Linked DNA regions of Homo sapiens: region 1 is linked to region 2. A link is a loop called in an ENCODE intact Hi-C map of the cell type or tissue named here. Cell type or tissue: heart left ventricle. All regions are shown on one strand. Links, peaks and the distances in the headings refer to the core of each region. The heading gives the core; the rest is flanking DNA.

What was found. Hi-C counts contacts between places; a loop is a spot of excess contacts. Peaks named below come from ENCODE experiments on the same cell type or tissue, not always from the same donor. Only the 100,000 strongest peaks of a DNase experiment are listed, where the experiment ranks them.
Region 1: a loop joins it to region 2, with 2.3 times the contacts of the local background. A loop is called at or near these places in 3 of 110 quality-filtered maps.

The regions. Positions count from the first base shown.
Region 1 is chr11:16,287,439-16,298,639 of GRCh38, reverse strand. All of the region lies in intron 3 of SOX6 (SRY-box transcription factor 6), which reads left to right. Among named protein-coding and RNA genes, the nearest start is that of SOX6, 64 kb to the left of the region's middle. RefSeq lists enhancers at 2,624-3,979, 7,305-8,593. In heart left ventricle, for the core only: no CTCF peak of the experiment used is centred there; no DNase peak of the experiment used is centred there; H3K27ac peaks cover 2,131 bases.
Region 2 is chr11:16,231,354-16,242,554 of GRCh38, reverse strand. It overlaps SOX6 (SRY-box transcription factor 6), which reads left to right. Exons shown (of 16, transcript NM_001367873.1): 4 at 7,884-7,973. Among named protein-coding and RNA genes, the nearest start is that of SOX6, 120 kb to the left of the region's middle. In heart left ventricle, for the core only: no CTCF peak of the experiment used is centred there; no DNase peak of the experiment used is centred there; H3K4me3 peaks cover 1,748 bases; H3K27ac peaks cover 3,154 bases.

The DNA of each region.
Region 1 (11,201 bases), core at 2,240-10,239, 56 kb before region 2:
TCTGAATGGACCATTTATTCAATTATATCTTTTGGCTTCAAATGATTTGTTTCAGATAATTTCCTTAGTTTCTATGACCAGATAGTTGCTTTCTTTTTTATTTCTTTGGGTACTTATTTTTACTTTTCCAAACAGGAAACAACTTTGTATTTTATTTATTTGCATCACATAGGTAGCTGATAATATGTTCTAGATTATGAGAGGCTATATTCAGAATCTAAAAAAAACACATAAATTTAGACAAGTTTGTATTGAAAAATTCCTTACATTTTAGACATTTATGTCTTTAAGTATATTTTAAGCCAAAGGTTTAAATAATATGCATTCTATAGCAAAGAAAATAGGATGGTTAAATATGATAACTAGAACTTGGCTAGCCCTCTGGTTGTCAGGACACTTAAACAATTTTTAACTGTATAATTTCTATGACTAATATTCCTGGATTTTAAAGTTACACTATAATGCCAAACGAATAAATGGAATAAAATTTTAAAATGAGGGTCCCAGTCAGAAGAACGTATATTAGTATGTTTTAAAATAAGACGCAAAGGGTTTGCATCCAGTATTTTATTCCCTTTAAGACTATAATTGACAAACTGCAGTAATCATGCTTTTATGTGTTTTTCTGCCTCTACTGAATTCATTTAAAGAAAAAGAAAGTAAAAAAGTGAAAAAGAGACTCCAGAATTTTGAAACCCAGTGGTCCTAAAGTGATGGGAAAATAGCCAAGGTGTCACAGCTAATTTCTGACCCTGTTTTATGAGTTCTGCTGTTCCTTATTCCCCCTGTCAGCCTGGGAATCCCTGAGGCTGTGCAAACTGGCTGAACATCACTCAATCCAAGTTTTATATCCCCTTTTAATAATGTTGAGTCTATTCTGTCCAACTTTGATTCAGACAACCTGCTTGTCTTGAAAAAGTGATATATTTAATCAGTGACTCTGTCTCCAGCATAGCTCCCACTGCGTGTGACTAGAGCCAGAGAGTAGTGCAGTGGTCTGTCATTTCTGTTTGAATGGGTAATGTGGAGCCCATCAGCTGAAAAGACAGGAGCTGGAACTGCTTGTTAGGACACATGATCAAAAGCCACTCTCTGCTTTCTGCCAATCAAACCTCATGTCGCCTTGTGGGGCAGACATTAAATAGATTTTTTTTCTGCCTTACAATATGGGCACTTTGCCAGTTTGACATGTGAACTGTTACAAAAGATAGCAGAGTTTTGACCACTTGCTGACTGCTTAAAAATATTACCGAACACTTGTCAAAATGAAATATTCATAATACTATATTATGATAAATTCAGTGAAGTATTATTTGGTGCATTTATGTTGTAATTTATGGAATTTTTTTTGTGGGGCAGAAGAAACAGTAGACACTTGCTTCTTGGGTGAAAGTAAGGAAGACAAAACTGTAAATCAGTCCAATTACAAAGCTATCACAACTGTGTGACAAATAGTTTTGAATAAGATGATTATTACTTTATGAAAGTAACATTAGTTAATTAAATGTTATTTTGCATTCTCTCTCATCTGCTTTAAAAATTATTTACTTCTTGTAAGTCATTGTAGGAGAGTGGCTTTTGTATTATATTTAATACAAAAATATGTAAAACTTTTATTTTGAAATATAATTCAGGATCTTATTCCTTCTTCTTATTGAGAAGATGGACACATTTTAAATTCGAAGACAGTCTTTAATTTGTGGCTGTCCTGATGGGTGTTTTTACTCTGCCTTTTCTTTTTCTTATCCTCTGAAGATTCCACTATTATATTTCTGCTTCATCTTTGTGCCCATAACATTACCCAGTAATGATAGTGGAATAGACCTAACTTCTAAGGTTTTTAAGAGAAGAATGAGTACCTAAGTACTTTTGACTTAAAAGGTCATTGAAATGGGCATTTCCTACCATTTTCAAACCACCCAGATAACTGTTCTAAAGCTGTTAAATCTTAGTTGGTGTTTTGATATCTCCAAACTTGCCACTTGCCGTTTCTTCTCTAATGATCATTTTAAAAGGAGTTAAACATTTTCACCAAAACATACCATGGCAATCTAGTGGAACTCATTTAAACAGTGAGCTACACATAAACAGCTGCTCCTTCAATAAGCCATTCTTTATAATACCCTTATTACCTTCTAGTGTCTCAAATTCTGATTAGTCAACAGTGCTGATTGCTGTACAGCATTCCGTTGCCCATCTTCCTTCTGCTCAGCTGCTCATGTCTTAGTTGTTATTTGATTACAACACAACTTGTGCATTGTTTCACCAAGTTGCTCTTCACATTGTGTCTTAAAAACTGAATTATCTAGGGAAACTGGGGTGTTGTGAGAGTGACTTTCTTTATACACATTTAAAATATCTGAGTAAAGCATGGTATTAAAAAAGACATAACTATGGAATTCTTAGGTTGGAAAGAATAATTGTGGCTTAAAACTCAGTACTTATAATTGAATTATGAAACAGACATTAAGGATGTGGAAGTGTTTTAAAAAGCATATACTATTTTACAAATTTAAAGAGTTATAAAAATGTTATATTATGGTGATTAAATTTCAATCAGATATAAAGTTCTGGAAGAGGTAATTATGTATGTATAACTCCATAGGAAGGGCCTAAAGGACCTTCATCTTTGCCCCAGGACTAGATAATTTTAGTCCAATTACTGTGCAGCACCAGTGATGCCTCACTAAATAGGATAGCCTGTTGGTAGTTTAAGTTGTGATGAAATAAGTAAGGGTGGGAAAAATCTCTATAATGAAGTTTGAATTTCAGCTATTCCTTTGTTGTGACCCCCTGGAATTTACTCTTAGTGAGTAGGAAATGCTGACACACTAGAAATGCAACCCCAGTAAAGGCCCTAAATCTGTCATTGTGCTCTGGAGTCTGCTCTGAAAATAGCAAAGCTCTTTTGGTAAATTAAAATCGGTGTGAATGGGAACAGATGTTGACATGTTTTACTTTATCTTCAGGGATGCCAGTTAAAGAGGAGGGGGTCAGCAAGGTTAGATGGTAGGAAATAGAGTAAGTGTGCAAACTTGTTTTGTGAAGGGAGTTCTGTTTTGGGACATTAGTCAATAGAATTGTATTTCTCTTTTGTAGTCCAGGTAAGAATTATACCTCCATTACTATATCTACAGGAAAGATGAGGGGGGGTGGTATTTATTTCCGGATGGCTATCTGCTTTTGATGTTCTCTTGTGATTGTGTCTTTTCTTCATCAAACTGCTATAAACTGTCTCAGATTGCTATTAGGTTTTACTTTGCAACATCATTTTGGCATAGCTTCCTAAAGTATTTGTTGAACCCTAGTGCTGTAGTAGAGTCTTTGTACTGGTATTTGTCAAAAATAATGAAAATGGTTTATGCTCTAAAAATGCACAATTTATCAAATACCTTGTATAGTTAATTTAAATAAGTCTCGTAGAACTTTCAGTCTTGATTTGAAAAAATAGCATAGGATGAATTTATTTATAAGAACCTTAATAGTTTCTCTCAATTCCTTTTACATTTTAGATTACCTTATAATTTTCTAAATCTACATGAACAATAATGATCAATTTTGTCAGTATTATTCACACCTTTTATTAATTTAACATAGATGAATAAATGTGAATGTTGTGAAGAGTTGATTGGGAATAGATTTTAAATCTGACAGTTAGATTACAGGGTACCTAAGAAAAAATGGCTCTTTCACTAGGTACCTAGTAATTTAATTCTTGTTTGAAATTATTATAATTTATTACAGTGTGTGGGTCCTAATGAATGTCTACTATTAAATGAAAAGGAGAAATTGAAATTAAGATTATGAAATTCTTTTAACTCATATCTTTAAATCCCCTTAAACAATTCAGAAGACATTAATAAGCTATGGAGGTTATGTTCCATATTCTGTAATGACAAATAAAAACAATTTTTTTCAGTGTTTAAAGAATCTAGAAAATGTTGAGTGTCATTAAACTTCAAAGCATGCAATCTTGGAATTTTATAAAATGGTTGGTAGTAGCCATTATAACAGCATTAAAACTGGCAACTTCATTTAAATATTTATTTGGACTATACATAGATTTTTCTAGCATTTGAGTTTTCCAGAAATAGTGACTATTTCCTTAGTGTTAAACACTTAATGTAGGATGATTTGAGATTTCATTGAGCTATGTACCACACCAGATTAACATTTTAAAAATTCCAAATACCAAGGAGAGTTTTAAAATGTCAGTAAAAATTTAGAAATAAAATAACGATGTCCAATTGCCCAAAGGCATTGAAAGTTGCTACTTACTCCTAGATCTAAGTAAAAGCTGGCATGTACACAAAGTGAAGCTCAAGACTTTTAAAAATAATAATTCCTGATATTAATGTAATAAACATTTACTGTTTATTACATTAATGATGATATATGGCAATTTTTCTAGCCTGATGAATTATCTGAAATGTCATTTGAAGGGTCCATTGAGTATCTTACCTGGTAAGAAGCCCCTCTTGCATAAATATGGCCATGCTTATTTGAAAATCATTTAAGAAAGAAAATAAGCGTGATTGGCCCCTTGAATTTCAAACCATTAGCATGCTTACCTAAAACTTCTAAAATTTTGTTTCCTAATTTCTGGAGCTTTTTTTTTAATTGATGCTGCCATAATGCATATATAAGCCAGTAATTAGTTTATGTGTAGAAAGAGAAAAAGAAAATAAGCAAGGTGGTGAGAAGTTTACATTTGACTGTAGAGAATAATCCTGCTCTGGGTTTTTGACAGCCTCAGAACAGTGCAAGCAGAGGAGATGTAGGGCCTGGTCGTCTCTCACTGCGGTGACCCCCAAGTACTAATCTTGGATATGAGAAATAAAATGTGATGTCTTCAGAGAGTGGCTATTTAGGTAGATTTTTGTTGGTTGGTTGTAATTTCACATAAATTTCCCTTGAGACTGTGGAACTGTGCTTAGACCTGTAAAAGTCACATCTCTATTCTTTTCTTTTGTAATACAATTCTCTAACTCCCTCTCCCCACTCCCACCCCTACTTAAGGATGTGTTGCCAAAAGAATGTAGTGAGAGTGCTAGCTGTTTTTAGATGGGAAGGTGATTTGTTGCCTCTGATAATCTGCTTGTTGAGCTCAAGTTAGCTCTGGCATCTGAAGGAAATAAATGTCAGAAACAAGTAGGGCAGTGCTCTCTTAGAAATGATTACTGATCTCTTTTTAAAATGTTTACAGTAGTTGTTTAATAAGGAAACAATTGGACAGAATTTATGCTGCCTAAGTTTCTATAAATAACAAAGCCTTTTCTCATCTATCTGTAATGTCCACGTGGTTGCTGTTTATCACTGTAGCTAGTTCCAACAGTTAAATTCCGGTGTCTCTCATCTACTATTACAAAAGGCTAAAGTGGGCCAACTACATCATGGGGATAGGGCAGGAAGATAAAACTTTCTCATATTATTCAGTGTGAGAACATGATGGCTGTACTATAAAAAACTGCTTTAAAATATTTTTGCTAATTGTGATTCAGTAATTTTAAAATGTTAACTTTGGAAAAACATTGACAATTTACAAAAGCATATCTACTGTTAGATATTTAATTAGATTTTTTTCTCCTTTGTGCCTATTTAAACTCTAAATGAAAGATGGAAATATGTTTGCTCTAAATATTTGATGTGATTGAGATGAGATTAAGCGGTTTAAATGATTTAAAAATTATATTTACTTTAGTGCAATCTGTTAGATTCAATGCTAATCTGTCTTTTGGTTTGCTTTGTGGTACAGGAAACTAAGCACCGAGCGTTAAACTATTCAGTGCATGGTTAGGGTTAAAAACCCGGGTTCCCTCTCTGTACCAGTTACCAAGTTCTTCAGACAAAGTTGAGTTTGCTGTTCAGACATTAGCTGTACTTCTTAGCGATGACCTTGTCGGGTAGAGAAGCATGGCACAGTGGCACTTTCCAGCTGTATTCAGCCTATCCGTCGGGGTATAATCATGCTCAGTCCCAGCACCGCAGGCTTGGACATATGTTGAGTTTTATTTCTTTCTTCTGACATTAATCCTATTCACCAGCTGTTCTGCCAGCTGCCATTCTTCAGTTTAGAGATTACATTTTGGGGGATACCAACAAAGGTCTAGTTGACCACTGCTTTCTTTTTTTCACTTATTCTATAGAAATGATTGGACCTAGGGGTTAAGAGAACTCAATCTTTTCCCACTATCACCTCACTTTTCTTTGGATTCTAGACATTAACATGATTTATGATCGCTCTTAGTGTGTTGTAGATAAGCCTTCCAAAGCGCCAGATTACCACCTTACTTATAAATCCCCTTTCCATAAAAAGGTTTTAAGTTTACATTGAAGGATATAATTAATGTTTCTTATGCTATTATATAAACAACATTAATTAGTGGCAATTTCTTTTGATGTCCTAAAACATATTCCAGCTGAAAATATACTTTCAGTTCTTCTTTGTTTTTCCCCACAGGTTTGATAACATATCTGAGTTAAGATGATACTTTTCCTTTCCTGAGCTATGGTTTCACTAATCTTGTTTGAATGGGCTATTAAATCTCTGTTACACTCATAATATATACTAATAAGTAGTATAGATTTCTCACTTTGTATTCCAGATGATCTGCCCATAAGCAGGATGTTAAACATCTGTAGTTTAAGCCTCTGGGACTAACAAATGCATTAATGCCAGAAAGAAATGTGGCCTGGATGATAAGGTCACAGACCATGTGGTAAAGAAACATCCCCAATATTAAGTCTGCACATACCCTCCATTGTTAATCCTTCCATTTTCATAAAGGCAAAAAAGACTAATAGACTTAAGTTATCATCATTTACAGTACATATTTATTACATTAATACCAACAAATACACAAAATCCCATATGTGTTATAATTCTCCTCGCTGATATTTTGAAGTCATTTAAAATGTGTACGCACATGCCTCACAATAGCATTATTTTAGCCATTAATTTACCTGCCTACCTAAGAAGATGACATCAATATATATTTGTTTATAGACAAAATTCTGCTTTTGCCTCTTAACTTTGTGGCATATGTAGGTCCTATATTATGGTAAATAACTCAGTTTAAATAGCACCTTTAGGCTGGAGCCATTAGAATTGAGAACACCCTACTGAAACACACAAAACAACAACAACAACAAAAAACGTAATGGTGTATTCTGCAAGGTAGGTTTATTTGTTTATTCGTTCTTTCATCCATCCATCCATTCATCCATCCTTCCTTTCACTCATTTATTTGTTTATTTATTTATTTATTTATTTATTCATTCATTATATTGAGCAGGATATTACTTATTGAGCCACATAAAAGAAAACAGCATCTTGTGTTTACCAGACAGCACAACACCTCGTATATATATATATATATATATATATATATATATATATATATATATATAAATTTATAGAAAAATGAGAGGAAGTTTATAAATTGCCTGCTGAAAAAACTATTGATTCCATATTATCCCCCTATCTTCTCCCAAAGCTCTGACAGTAGTGAACCCCATTTACTAAATATGAACATTCTATTTATAGAAATATTCATATTTTTATTGGTGGCCAAAGCACTGCTTATAGGAAAACCTACAGGTGACTAATAGGAGTTGCTCACTAAGTGGAATAATGAATAGTATTAGGTGTCAATTAAATCAAGCTTCCCCGAGGTGCAGGTGCTCCACAATGTACTGACACATTTCAAGTAGCAGTGCCACTTCACCCATGCATATGAACAAGCACATTTGCATATTAAAAAGCTGAAAATTATTTAACTGAAGCAAAAGTCTTTTAGAGATGATGGAGGTTATTAAAACTGTTGACAAGAAAGAAGGTAATTGCCTGAAAATGAGAGATGACATTCTGCTATACACAGGGAACGTTGTTTTTGTTGTATTGTGCAGCAGTGCCTGGGTGTATAACCTATTACATTGAGATTGCTCCTATGCAATTAGACCCTTTTTGTCCTCACTTCAATAAGGCTATGATTATGAAGGATTGAAGAACACTTGGCATATTGAATGTCTGTTGTTTTTATAACTTCGTCAGAAATGACAAAACACGTTTTGTGTCCTGTTTTTTCTTTGTAGGCTTATTGATTCTGTGATTATAATATTCATAAAAGACAATGTGTTCATGGTTGAACACTCTGTCATTTATACAGGTTTTATTTTTTTCTGTCTCAGCATAGTATTTGTTTGAATGCCAAGGTGTTAGTCATAAGATGAGCAGATTTTTAAAAGTAAAAGATGAATAGGTGAGAAGTTTATCATGCTAATAACCCCAAATATTACTATTAAAAGTGTCATAAAATGGATGATTTCATAGGTTTCAGATGGAAATAATTCACCAACTAAGAAAACTTGAAAGCTATTTTATTTACTCTTTGATTTTGAGCTGTTTATTTTCATCAGATTTTTTAGTGCTCTTATTGTGCTTTGGTTGTGTTTGTTAGAAGAAATGAAGATTCATGGCCCTAGAGGAAGACACTTTCTTGATAGTCTGAGAGACAGTACATCTGGGTTGACTTAACTCCATTCTGAGGGTAGTAACCGAAACAAGTACAGTGAATATGGCAGTTGAAATGGAAACATGGAAATCATTGCAGGTGTAGGAAATTTCAGATTTTTTGCTTTATTAATATTATGCTTGTTAAAAGACTTTTTGTTAAAAGACTTTATATCTAATCATCTTAATTAGACTTCAGCTCCCAGCAGAACCATTGTAGCAATACTTGAAGTCCATTTTCATCACTGTATTTTTTTCTTGAAGATGAGTATTGGTATTCTTTGTGACGTAGCCATTGTAGTGTATTCAGGTGGACTTTAGGCCCATGTTAAACCACATTTTACTCTGGGCCAATCAACTTCTGCTTTTATTCCTTACAGAGATTTAAATCCTGGACTGGTTTGTCAGACACAGAATTGATAGGCTGCGAATAAAGCCCAGATGCACCTAGAAAGTTTTCTAGGAGTTTGTCATTTATGTGCTCTTTTTATTCTTTGATTTGGATGCATCTGGGCTTTAGTAAATCAAAAGGCACACCTAGGTTTTTTGTTAGCAGCTGTCTGGTTTATCTAATCTGACGTGTTCATTTCTTTAAGTTGAAGACAGAAAATGTCTTTAGGCATAGCAATCTGACTCTTGATTAGAAAGATAAAAGTGAGATACCTCAGTTGTTTTTGAACGCACATTATTTACTGCCTGCTGAAAACCTTAGCTATTTAAGAGATGAAAATCCTGAGGTAGTCATGCTCAAAGAGTAGGTTATGGAAGCTACCAGAGTGTGCCAGACTTGTCAGTTACTTCATATGCACAGATCTAGTCACATATCCTGCACCTTGATTTCTATTCATACAACCAGGGAGTTGTATGAAATTGTTAATTTTATTCCCTAATAGGTCATCTTGTTTAAAACTGTTAAGAAAAATCTTAACCTTACTTCATGTAACTGATTTTAGTAGGGAGTAATAATTGTTTTTAACTATACAAATAGCTAATGGAAAATTTTTTTCTTGGTAAATTAAAATTTTTGTTTTAATTCTTGCCATTTGTTTTGGTGCCATTACTTAATTTTTTTCTCAATAAATTCATTAATATGAGGACATCTTGTGCCCAGAATTCATTATATTATTTTATCTGACCTTTGAATAATTATCAGTTTGTGGATTAGAATTTTAAAAAACAAAGGTCAGAAATTAGCTTTCATTTTAATTTGTGAAAAATTGTATACTGGATATATTTATGTTAAATATGATTTGTTTAATGGAGACTAAGAAATAGGTTTGAGACAAATCAGGATTGTAGATCTCTGAATGTGTTCTGGAAATGAAAGTATTATATAAAATACTTTCTCTTTGTCCAAGGATAACTTCTACATAGAGACATCATATAGTACTGAGAAATCAAAGGTGTACTTTTTGGTAACTGAACTGTTATGAAACTTCACTATCTGGTATGTCATTGACAAGCCCTCATAGGCTTATATATATTAATAGCATGTCCCCATAAATGTTAGAATATTTAATAAATGAATGACTGGGCTCTAAAATATCTTACTAAAAAGTATATTTGAATGTACCAATGTTTAGCATTTCAGTGGTTTGAAGAAAATTCTAGCTTTAGAACATATCTGCTTTCTCCACTTAGATATCTACTTCTGATACTGCTTTTTCTCATATTTAGTATATCTAATGCCCTTGTAAACAAACACAAAGCCCACAAACCATCCTATTATGAGGATGGGAATGGTAAAAATGAGACTATAAAGCATATAAAAAGAGCAGGTTCACCAGGTCATGTGGACAGAAGTTGAATAAAGTATTTAGGTGGCTGATCCAGAGTAGGATAACTATAAACTCAAATATATTGAAAGACCAGGCCTTAGCATAGTCTTGAGTTGAGCAAGGGTTTGAAGAAATTGTATATGATGGGAAGAGAATCTTCTGAATCGGGGTTATTTCCAGGGAATACTGGACCCTTGAGAATTCACACTGTACTCCTGCCTTTTCTCTACTCCCTCTCTTGAACATTTTTCAGGTGAAATCAAGTTAATGAATAGCCAGTGTACCTGTAAAGTATGAAAGGCAGCACAAAGCCTGAAGGATATATATGAAGGTGGGAGACAATGTTACTAGGAAGTTTGGCTCAATTCCACCCTTCTCTTTTTTCAAAGGCAGATTAAATGTATGTGAGCTTAAATATACTTTAAATTTCATTTACAACCCATCTTTCTTCTTCCCTGCTCACTATTTTGGAGTCAATGGGAAACTTAGGAACCACCTGACGGTACCCAAGGCCCAACAAAGCTTCCCAGTGTGGGGTCAAATGTGTAATGGCTTGACTTTGTTGTATAAATGAGTATACCAGGAATTCTCTGGGTCTTTGTTAAGTTAATAATACTCTAATCGTACATAGTTTACAGTTTGCAAAGGGCTTTTGCATGCCTTATTTCAGCCTCATAAAAATTTTGAGTGTAAGGAAGGACAGATACTCTTATGCTATTCTAGAAATGAGGAAATTAATGATTAATGTATTGAATAGCTGGTAAATGGGGAGCTGGAGTAAAACTTTAGGGCACTTAATACTTATTTCAGTGTTTTTTCTATTCTTCTATGTTTCCGTTCAACATGGTAAGCACAGTGTCCAGGTGGAGTACTTGAGTTTAATGGGGCCCTTTGAGCTAACTTGCATTTCA
Region 2 (11,201 bases), core at 1,938-9,937:
AAGTTATTGTAAGTAGCAATGCTTTAAACATTTACCTTAAGGTCTTTGTATATCTTTCAATGAAGCAAGAAGTTTGTTTCAAAGCACAGTCACATGTCGCTTCACAATGAGGATACATTCAGAGAAATGCATCCTTAGGCAATTTCATTGTCATGCAAACATCATAGAGGGTACTTACACAAACCTACATGGTATGGCCTAGTACACACCTAGGCTATATAGTATAACCTATTGATCTTAGGCTACAAACCTGTGCAGCATGTTACTGTACTAAACACTGTAGGCAGTTGTAATACAATGATAAATAATTGTGGATCTAAACATAGAAAAGTTACAGTAAATATATGACATTATACTCTTATGCAAGACTACCATTGTATGTGGAGTTTGTCTTTATGCAGCTCATGACTGTATACATAATAAATATTTCAATGTGGTAGTACAAGTTAACTCTTTGGTGGTTTCCAGATGGTTAAAATTTAGAATATAGCACATTCGTGTATGTATGACACTTTTGGTTATGGTTTTCATAATGTTTAGATTTTTTTAAGTTGCAACTTGCAGAAACCCAACTCAAATTAATAGGAATGTATTGGCTTACATTACCAAAAGCCCAGGAATAAAATTCTGTTTTATCTATTTTGGGATGTAAGTATGCTAACATGAGGTAAAGATTTTTTTCTGTATCCATTCTTACTGCTGCTCCTTCTGCTTTTCTTTCTATTTTTGGCTTCATTCACTCTTATTGCAGGCAGGCTCTATCTATGTGCCAGGTGGGATGGTCATGACTGTCCACATGCATATAGCTTCCAACCTGAGCATGAGAGAGCCTTTAGATAGTTCCAGCAAGTAATTCTGATTGGATTGAATTTGTCTTTGTGTGGCAAGGGGGAGCAGTAGAAGGCAAGCAACATAGAACTATGATTGACCACTCTCATCAAGACAACAGCAGTCAGAAATATTTTCCCAAAGAAACCAAAATAAAGAATATAGGACACACTGGATACAGAAATTATTATCTCCACAGAAATTAGAATACAGTTTTAAAAAAGTGAAGTATGTATTTTAAAAAGTAAAAATAAAACAAATAGTTGTAGAACCCAAAAAGCAGGAGCAGAAAATAGGGGATAGAGAAGATGTCACGATGAGTAATATTTTAGCAACATGGACAGCCATAGTTTCTAATGGAATGTTTTTATTCCATTAAAATTGTGGCACATCTGAAGGCCTCCTGGGCAATAAGATACAGTGAAAAACCAAGGCTTCAGCCTGCACATGTACTTCTGATAGATGAAAATAAAACTTACCTTGGAAGGAATTACCTTATGAGTTCAACAGTAATTTTAGGAAACTGTTACCTATTCATTAGTGGATGGTATTCAGAAAAGGAGAGCTTTTAATTCAAACAAAATAAAGCATTATGGAAAAAGAATTGTGGAGGAAAGGAAAACCAGCATAAGTGAGTGTGCATAGGAGAACTGGCAGTTGACCACTATTGGTTTTCATTGCAATATGCAGGATTTTTTGCACCCCTCTCCAAAGAATTAGAGTGTCTTACTTCATATCTGAAGCAAATAATTAGTAATTTTTTTATTTTTCACTTTTGGATACTACATTGTGGGGACAATCAAACCTATGTTCAAATAATGATTTAAATAGTCATGTCAGCAAAACAAGCACTGCACTGTAGTTAGGGCTCTGTCACCAACATTTTGACATTGGCAAGACAGGTGACTTCCTTATCTTGACTCTGTTTTCTCATTTCTGAAATGAGGGTATTGGTCTTTATGATCATTGAAGTCTTTTTTAGTTATAGCAGCAGGCCATAGGTTTCTGAATCATCCGCTGTATGTTTCCCTCTTTTTCTAGATTGGCATTGATAACAGTTGTGCTTTGAAGGAAATTTCAGAAGTTGCTTTTGAACAATTTCTGTTATTGTTATAGGTGTTAGGCAGCCTTGGAAAGCAGATAAAAGAGATAACTCTTACCTGCACCTATAGAACAATGTGACTTTCATTGACGTATGTTAAGTACTGGTTTTAAGGAATGCCTATGAAAAAAATATCTAAGAATTTGGCAGATAAAAATTGTGTATAGAGAGAATATTGTACCGATTATGATGATGTCTGTATGTGTATGTACAGGTTTCAAATGTGGTATGGAGCTTTTTCTTCCTTATGAGCATTCCAAAATCTTGCATCTAACAGTTCTAATTACATTTCCAATAGCTTCCACTGCCACACACACACACACACACACACACACACACACACACACACTATATTATCTAGTAAAGTGGTTTTGGAATTAACATTTTTCCTGGAAGGAATATATCTGATTTAATGACCAAATCGTTTTAAGGCAGCACAACAGAATTTCACAGGAACTAAATCTATTTTTTCACACCGATCATGCATGTTTTACTCAAGCATTGAGTCATTAGCATGTTTATAATGGTTCTAATTTAGCACAACATTTTCTGAATTTTATCCTTGAGTCATTTACAAATTGTTCATATTGAGTAAACAAAGGAAACAGATTGCATTTTATACTTAGTAATTTATCTGAAAGAAGAGGGGAGGGTTAATTGTTTTAAAGTTTTGGTCTGTTTGGGGAAGTGAGCCTGCTTTTTCATTGCTAGGCATAAATGCCATTTCTCATCTTTTTGGTAATGGGGGAGGGGTGTTATGGAGGAGTAAAATGAAAAATTAGGACCAGGACAAGATTGGCCACTCCCAGAGGGGAGTGTGGAGCAAAAGGGGAGCTGGCACGAGATTATCCAAAACAGTTGGTGCATTCCTTAATGATCAAGTGCTTGAGAAGTCCAGCTCCTCCTGGCAGAGCATCTGTGTTGATGTTTATATCATTGCCCTGCTGTATGGGAAAGGCATGCTTTCTCTTGCTGCTTGGCTAAAAATAGGACGGAATATAGTATTGTATGAGATATTTTAAGATAGCAAAAACATTTAAGAGGTTAAAGGTTTGACTTTTGGATCAAAAAAGATCAGTAATATAACTCATGGTGTTACTTGCAGACTGGATTTTATCTAGAGTTTGTTAGTGATTCGTACTCTTGGTTAGGGAAGTTATTCTAGGTTTATTTGGTGTAGTCTGAAAAACCCACTCCGCTGTCTTTCTGTCAGCTTCCCAGCGTGAAGAGCAGGCCTGAAAACAGCCTCTATTTATACTCCCTTGTTCTTATTTGGAAAATCAGTTGTTTCATTGGAGAGAGAGGGAGAGGGGGAGAGAGAGAGAAGAGCATGAGCAGTCGTCAGGGAGTGTGCTTTGTACGTTATAGTGACTTCAAAATAAAACTGGCACATTTTAGTGTCTAATTATTTTTAGTGAGCTTGGAGGGTTTTAATTAAAATTTAAGAGTGCTCTTCAAGCTCTCCAAGTTCCAATTTTATCCCACTGTATTGTGGAGCACTTGCCACTGTGGAAAAATGTACAGTAACTGGCATGTGCAACTCTGTGTTTCCTAATGAAAAATGTGAGATGGATAATCAGTGGGGATATAAATATATTTTGCTGGATTTAATTGTAAACCAAGGTCATGGATACTTTTGATAAGTTATCATTGTTCTTGGGTAAATAGAAAAATTTATTACATTTGAAATTTATGATTCCTATGGTAAAAATAAAAGGAATTGCTTTACTATTTTCTCAAAGTGTTAATAAGCAACAGAAAATCTGCACATAGAGCCAGCAGTAATTGTTCTCCTCACTAAAATATTTTGAAGATATTTTTTATGTTGTTTCTAGTGTTTTAGCATTTCTAAGTTTAAATATCACGAGGTAAAGGGAAAATAAGTGTTTGCTTATAGGTAGATTGTTGTAAAGTGCAATAAAGATTTGTCACATTATCTCTTCCTCTTCCCCATGCTGTAAGTTTAATGACAATTTGTTTATTTATTTTTGATCTATCTGAAATACCTTTATTTTGTACAGTGTGGGAGTTAATACTGCTGCAGGTTTGTCTGACTAGAAGTAATTTAAAATTGTTCCCAAAATATCACCACACAGATTAGGAAATCAATATCTCACATACTCTTTCTTTTCATTTTTCTTACATCATAAAATTAATTACTAAGTTAATTAGCGAAAACATTACTCAGCTGTGATAAAGCATTCTTGACTTACCTGGCCCGAAACCTAAGTACTTAGGAAGCAGAAACATTGCTTTGTAATTTATTATGCATGATATTTTAAAAACAAAATAGTTCTGAATTCTATCTTCCTTTTCTCTCAAATTTCTTGAAAGAGAAAAGCTTTAATTTGAAAAGGGAAAGAAAAAACCAGAAACAATGCAACTGATAATTTATAATACATCAAAACGTTTACATCCTTGCTTAAATTATAGGTGAGAACTGAAGTCCAGCTCGCGATTTTTGATAGTACTCTTTTAATCATTATTATTTATAAAAATTAGAGAAGATAAAGTCCTGCATTTCATTGAATAAATATTGGTTAATGGAAACAGATTCTTTCAAAGTAAGAGGAATTAATTTTGGCATTTTCTATTTCAATACGACTTTAGCATAATGCTACTTTAGCATTATGACTTACGTTCATTTTTTAAAAATATGTACATATTATGGTGACATTTTTCATGCTGTAATGTTGTGATTCTTTATTTCCATTTCCAAAAAGCATATATTTTCTCTCCTGTTTTTCAGATGATGACAACTTAAAGACATTAAACTTGGAAAAGTCAAAGTCAGATAATAAATTTACTGCATATTGTTTAATTGTTTTGAGGATGGTGGCAGCATTGTAACTAATTAGTTAATTGTTTTCAAATTAATTTGTAAAATATATTTATGTTTATAAAATAATCCAAGAGTGTCTTGGGGCTGTTCAGTCCTTTTTTTCCATTTGGAATCTTACATGATTACTGTGTTAAAGCCACTCAGTGTGATCTTATTCTTTCCATGTACATAATGCAAACAGGCCTTCTTTGCTTATTTTTACCACTTTGATTTTTGCATTTATGCTTGATCAGAATAGGTCAAAGTCTGATCTGATCAATTGCCTCTGTAATACTAATGTCCCATTAATGTAGTTGAGGAATGTGGCACAAAGGGAATGGATCCTTACTTTTAATTTGTACCCATACCTGGATATTGTTTTGAGATAGAAATTTGAAAACATAAATTTTATTTGTAACTTTGTATCAATTACATATTTTCTCATTTCAAATCAGGAACCTTTTGGTGGTAGCAGTAGTGTCTTCTGCTTATAGAGTGCTTAGTAACAATTCACTTCTGAGAAAAAATATCATCCTACTTACTTTATATTATTACGTGGAGAATGCTTAGCACCAATTGTGGTATGCCTCTAGAGGTTTGGCAGTCAGATAATGGGGTAGAAAGCAGTCATTTGTCAAGAGACTTTCTTACAGGTTCGAGTCTTCCTGGAATCTCCTAGTCCTGAGATTAAACATTGATAAGCTTGTATGTACTAACTTTCATTGTCCTATAGATAAAGGCAATCAGTGGTTGCTATTAAATATTTTCATGGCTGAAAATGTAGATATGCAAAGGCTGCTTTATTTTTTCCCTCAATTTCTTCTACTGAAATGGGAACTCATATAGCTAGATTAACTGAGCATTGCAGTAAGGATTAATTTTCTAATAGGAATGCGAAACGCTTTGAAGTTATTAGCCATTTTATTAATGAGTAGCTTTTATATAAAGCTGTGTCCACATGGTTTAAGTGTGTATTCCTGTTGTTCATATAGCTCTCTTTTTCTCCCATGAAGTTTTAGCATTCTTTTCTTGGAGCTCTAAAAGATTTCAGGTCTATTTATAGAAATGAGAGACATATTTTAGCCTGTTTTACATCCTAAAATGCATTTAATCCTAGTATATGGACTTGCTCTGAATTTGTTATTATTACAAATAAATTGGGCTTTTATCTTTGACTACTATACTATATGCTCTCAACTCAAACTTTAGCTAAAAAAGTTATGCTTTTGTAATTGTATCAGTAATTATTAGCTTAGTGCACTGATATAACATATGAAAGGCTAAAAAAAACAGAATTGGGTAGGATATTAAAATAAAAACTTTTTGTTGACTATTCTTATCCATACTCTAACGTTATATCAATCTCTTTCAGAAATTCAAACCTGATTTGAGAAAAAGCAATCTGTGACAGGCATGGATTTGAAGAATTGCTTCCTAACTCTTAACTTAGTATTATCATTTTTATGACTTTAGCATAAAAACAAAATAAGTATAGAACAAAATATATATCTCATTTCTGAATTTGAATAAAAAATAGTAAGAGGCTATTTAAGCAATTAAATGCAACCCGAACATATGCATCTGCATGTAGGCTCCATTGGAACATCACTCAGAATCCAATTTTGAAGCACAGTAGTAGATCATTTGTTGAAGACTGAGAAAATAATAGGAAATAATGGAATAAAGAAAGAAGGAAGGTAGGAAGGAAGGAAAACGGGAGGGAAGAAGTAAGGGAATGGGCAAGGAGCTTTCATTTAATAAAATCAAGCTGACTTCTATTTAGAAAGAACTTCAGCTCTGTGATAGCCAGTTCGGATGGTTGTTCTTCATCAGCCGTTTTTACAACACACTGATCTGGATTCTATCCCTTCCTTGATTGATTGATAGTGTCACAGACAAATGTTAATTGTTTTTTCACCAATACTTTCTAACCATGCAGTGGTCTTCTCATCTCTTAGCCAGGGCTCATGGTCTTTTTCTGAAGCTTATCTAGCTTCTAAAGCCCTTTAGATCCATCTTGACCTTACTGTCATTCTGAAAAATTCAAGGAGGATTTAGAAGCTGGAGAAAATAAAAAATGAAAGGGAAAATACTAAAGAGATAGGTGCTGATACGAGAGAGAAAAGGCATTTAGAATTGGAGTAACTGTTTTAAATATAATTTTAAAAGGAAGTTATCAGAATTTTGACACTTGGAATGTTAAAGTTTTATGGGAGTATGCTTTGCACTAAGGATTTAGTATTTAAATCTGCATTCCCTTTTGGAAACATGACCTATTTGTTAAGATTTGAGGCTTAAAAGATACAAATAAATAGTGGTAAGCAGTAGCACCAGTTGCAAATCCATTTGCATAGAGAGCAGAAATAACTCATTGAGAAAAATTTGGTAATTATCAAGACATTCTAAAGTTTGGATTTCTGTAGTCTTTATGAATCTTGATAAAAACAAGTGTAATTACTCCCTGTATTTTAGTATGCTATTTAGAAATACAGTGGGGCAAATAATAAATGGCATTTATATAGGTATTTATTTAATAAAAATATGTATCAGTTTTTACATAAGAGAAAAATTTTAGCAGTTTTATTACTAGGGGTCAGAGAACATCTTAATTTCATTTTCTTCTTGTTTTGCTTTAATTGGATATTTTATAAAAGTTAGATTTCTTTTTTAAGAACTAAGTGGTTACAGATTGATTGGGCTCTTCTCTCTTGATTATCTGTTATTGTTTCTTGCACAGCACATACATTTTGCTTGGACTTAAAAAATATTGCCTGGATTAAAAGGAGTATCTAATGTTAAACTAATAGGAAAGAGCCCTCTTTTCTGTACTATCAGTCTAAGAAATGACAAATGCTGATTGAATATTAATAGAATTATAATACTAAAACAGATTATTGAGCATTATCTTTTTTCTCTTAGATGATAGTTTAAATAATTATCTGGTAAAAATAAACTTTGTGGTGGTATTTTATAATACACATTATAGAATAATGTAATTTTCTATATCCTGGGGTTCAAGCTACAGCAACAAAAACAGCTTTATGCATTCTTAAATGAGAATTTCCCCATAAACTGACTTTCTAAATTTGTAATAAATATATATTTTTAATACTTACTTTTGTATTTTAATAGATTCCTCCTGCATGGAAAAACTACTTTCAAAAGATTGGAAGGAAAAAATGGAAAGACTAAATACCAGTGAACTTCTTGGAGAAATTAAAGGTACAACATAAAATATATCGAACATGTCAATGCAGTGATGTGATGTTATTTTGTATAACAATGTATTTGCTGATCTTCTGTACTGTAACAGTAAATCTTACATGTAACATTTGATTGTACATGAGAGGGTGAATATTATAGGTTTCTGAGCTTTTATTCCTTGCAATGTTTACAAACTGAAAAATTTCCCCACTTTTTGTATTAGTCTATAAACATATAACTTATAGGATATGCTGCCTCATTAATTTACTTCACAAAAAAGTATAAAAACCTTATGTTAAAAGATGAGCAAATTAAGCTAAAGATAGTCTTAGTTTTCCCTCTTAAAATTATAATAATAGCTTAATTTATGAATCCAAATTATTTTGAATTTCTTCTAATCAAAATGGGTTGCCTGTAGCACCTTTAAAAATGTTTATAGAATGTGCTGTACATAATGGTTTATTGGGGGATTCTGAAGCTTGTTTACGTTGGTTCAAATCCTGGCTCTGTCACTGGACAGAGTAACTTTGGACAAGCCACTGAAGTTTTCTTTTTTTCTTTTTCTTTCTTTTCTTTTCTTTTTTTTTTTTTTTTGAGATGCAGTCTCACTCTGTTGCCAGGCTGGAGTGCAGTGGCGTGATCTCAGCTCACTGCAACCTCTGCCTCCCAGGTTCAAGCGATTCTCCTGCCTCAGCCCCCTGAGTAGCTGGGCCTATAGGCGTGCACCACCACGCCCAGTTAATTTTTGTATTTTTAGTGGAGAGGGGTTTCACCAGGCTGACCAGGATGTTCTTGATCTCTTGACCTCGTGATCTGCCTGTCTTGGCCTCCCAAATTGCTAGGATTACAGGTGTGAGTCACCGCACCGGGCCTGTTTTATGTTTTATAATCCTCATCTATAAAATGAGGATAATACAAGTATTTCCTTCATAGGCTCATTAAGAAGTTAATACATGTATAGTTCTTAGAACAGTACCTGGCACTTAAGAAAGTACTCATGAGTTTAAGTTTGGTGGTTATTATTAATATACACAGACGATCCCATGTTGATAAAGCTCAAATTTCATCAGGTTTAGCATTTTGTGGTCTCTGACTCAGATGAGAATAAACATCTTTACTTTTGAATATACGTGATTGATATTATTATTTTTAGACATGTTAAGAAGTGGACTATCCCAATCCATTCAGATAGTAAGTTACCTTATCAGTTGAGAGTTATACTTTTTGCCTACTAACCAAACTCTTGCTGATTCATTTATGGAGAAGAAGTGCTGTATTATTATTATTTTTGCATTATGAATGAAATTCATGATCACGCATCAACTTTGTCAATCCTTACGGACAGTCATCACTGTGATTTGCACTAACAATTTGGGTACTTAGTTACATTAGTTTTCTGAATTTATCCAACAACTTTAGGTGAATCTTCCTATTGGTCATGGATAATATCTGAGTTAAGATGAAAATTTGATAATAATTATCTAATGTAAATGTTATTTTGAATTTACTACAGAAAATTTCCTAGTTTTCAGGCATGTCATGTTCAATTCAAGTGAAGAGAAAAGGAAGTCATCTTTTTTCCCAGCAAATAATTAATAAATCATTGCATTAACTAATTATGTATCGAAACCAGTGGAAATTGGATATTATTTTGAGTTCCCCTACTTCTGTTTTGTACCCATAAAGGCCATTTGCTGTCTTGGAAAAAAAAAGAAACTCAACTTATTGATGGATACAAAGAAAGTCATTAGTGACATATTCTCTATCCAGCTGCAATAACATGGTGTTTGCTACTTTGCACGTCATTCTGTGTTTTCTTCCCTTTCCAAAGTCATTCCTTTTTATAACAGTGAGAACAGAAATGGTTTGTACAAAGGCAAGCTTTTTCCAGCATGAAAGATGAGGGTCCTGCTTTCTCTTAGTAATGTGAAAACTAACATTTTATTATGTTATAATTCAACATGGAGTTTTTGTACTTCAGGGTATATTTTCTCCCCCCCTTTCCGTCTTTCTTTATATTTAAGTCTAATTTTGAATTCAAAATTTAAAAAATGTGCTAGTCTTGGATACTTGGAATGTATAAATCACAAAAGTGAATCACATGAAAAATTAGCCTTTTCAAATTCTTTAACCTTTTTTTCTGGATTCTTTGTGATATGTGAACTTTCATTTGTGTGTTATTCTGAGTTTCTTATGGGCATAAAATATAAGATTCTTACTAAATTTATCTTTATTTATTCTCCATTATCATCTCTTCATACATCCTAATATCTTTTACAGAAAATGTACCAAGAATATATTAATTTAAAAATGAAAAAATCAGTTAAAATAGTATTGAAATAGTTTGAGTAAACTGCTACCAAAACTCAACATACATTTTTATTCTGGTGGAAACCAGGCCAGTTATTATCCACCTAAATTACTTCTCATTTTCCTGAAATTTTAAGGTGACCTAAATTATATCTTTGAGGAATACATACAATCATGGGTTATCAGTATTTAATATTATATCTCAAGCATTGTGTATTTTTGATAGCTCTTATATTTTTCTGATTATAAAATTCATATGTATTTATCTGTAAGAAACATACAAAAAAACAAAAAGGTAGTGAAATTATCTTTTAATTCTACTTGTATCTTATTGTATATTCTTTCCATTTTAAATTATGCATACTTATGTTAATTTTCCCCACAAAATTAGAATCATCCCATTATAATTTTTTTGTAATCTATTTTCCCCACTTAATGATATATTATGAATTTTCCTGAGATTGAGTTATCTTCTAAAATATTATTTTTGTTGGCAGAAAGTATTGCATAAAATGAGGTTTTCATAATGTAACTGGGCCTTTTCTTCAACATTTAAGTTGTTTTTATTGTTTGTTGGTTTAAAGAGCACCTATTTTGAAAACAGAAAACATTTTTATTAAGACTTATCAACTTATTAGTGGTTATTTAGGTTATATTCTTGAAAGTGAAATTCCTGGGCCAAAGAGTTTGTTCTTTTTAAAAAGACTTTTGATTCATATTGCCAGTTACCCTTCAGGAAGAGTGTAGTATTTTGTGCTCTCACCAGTAATATCTGCAGGTTTTTATTCTCTTGCCCTGAATAACAAGTATTATTAATTTAAAAATTTCTTGCCATTTTTATAGGGGAAAAAACATATCATTGTTGATTTAATGAGTTTTTTGACTATTAGTGAGAATGAGGTGTTATATCTACATTAATTTGCAATTAAATATCTC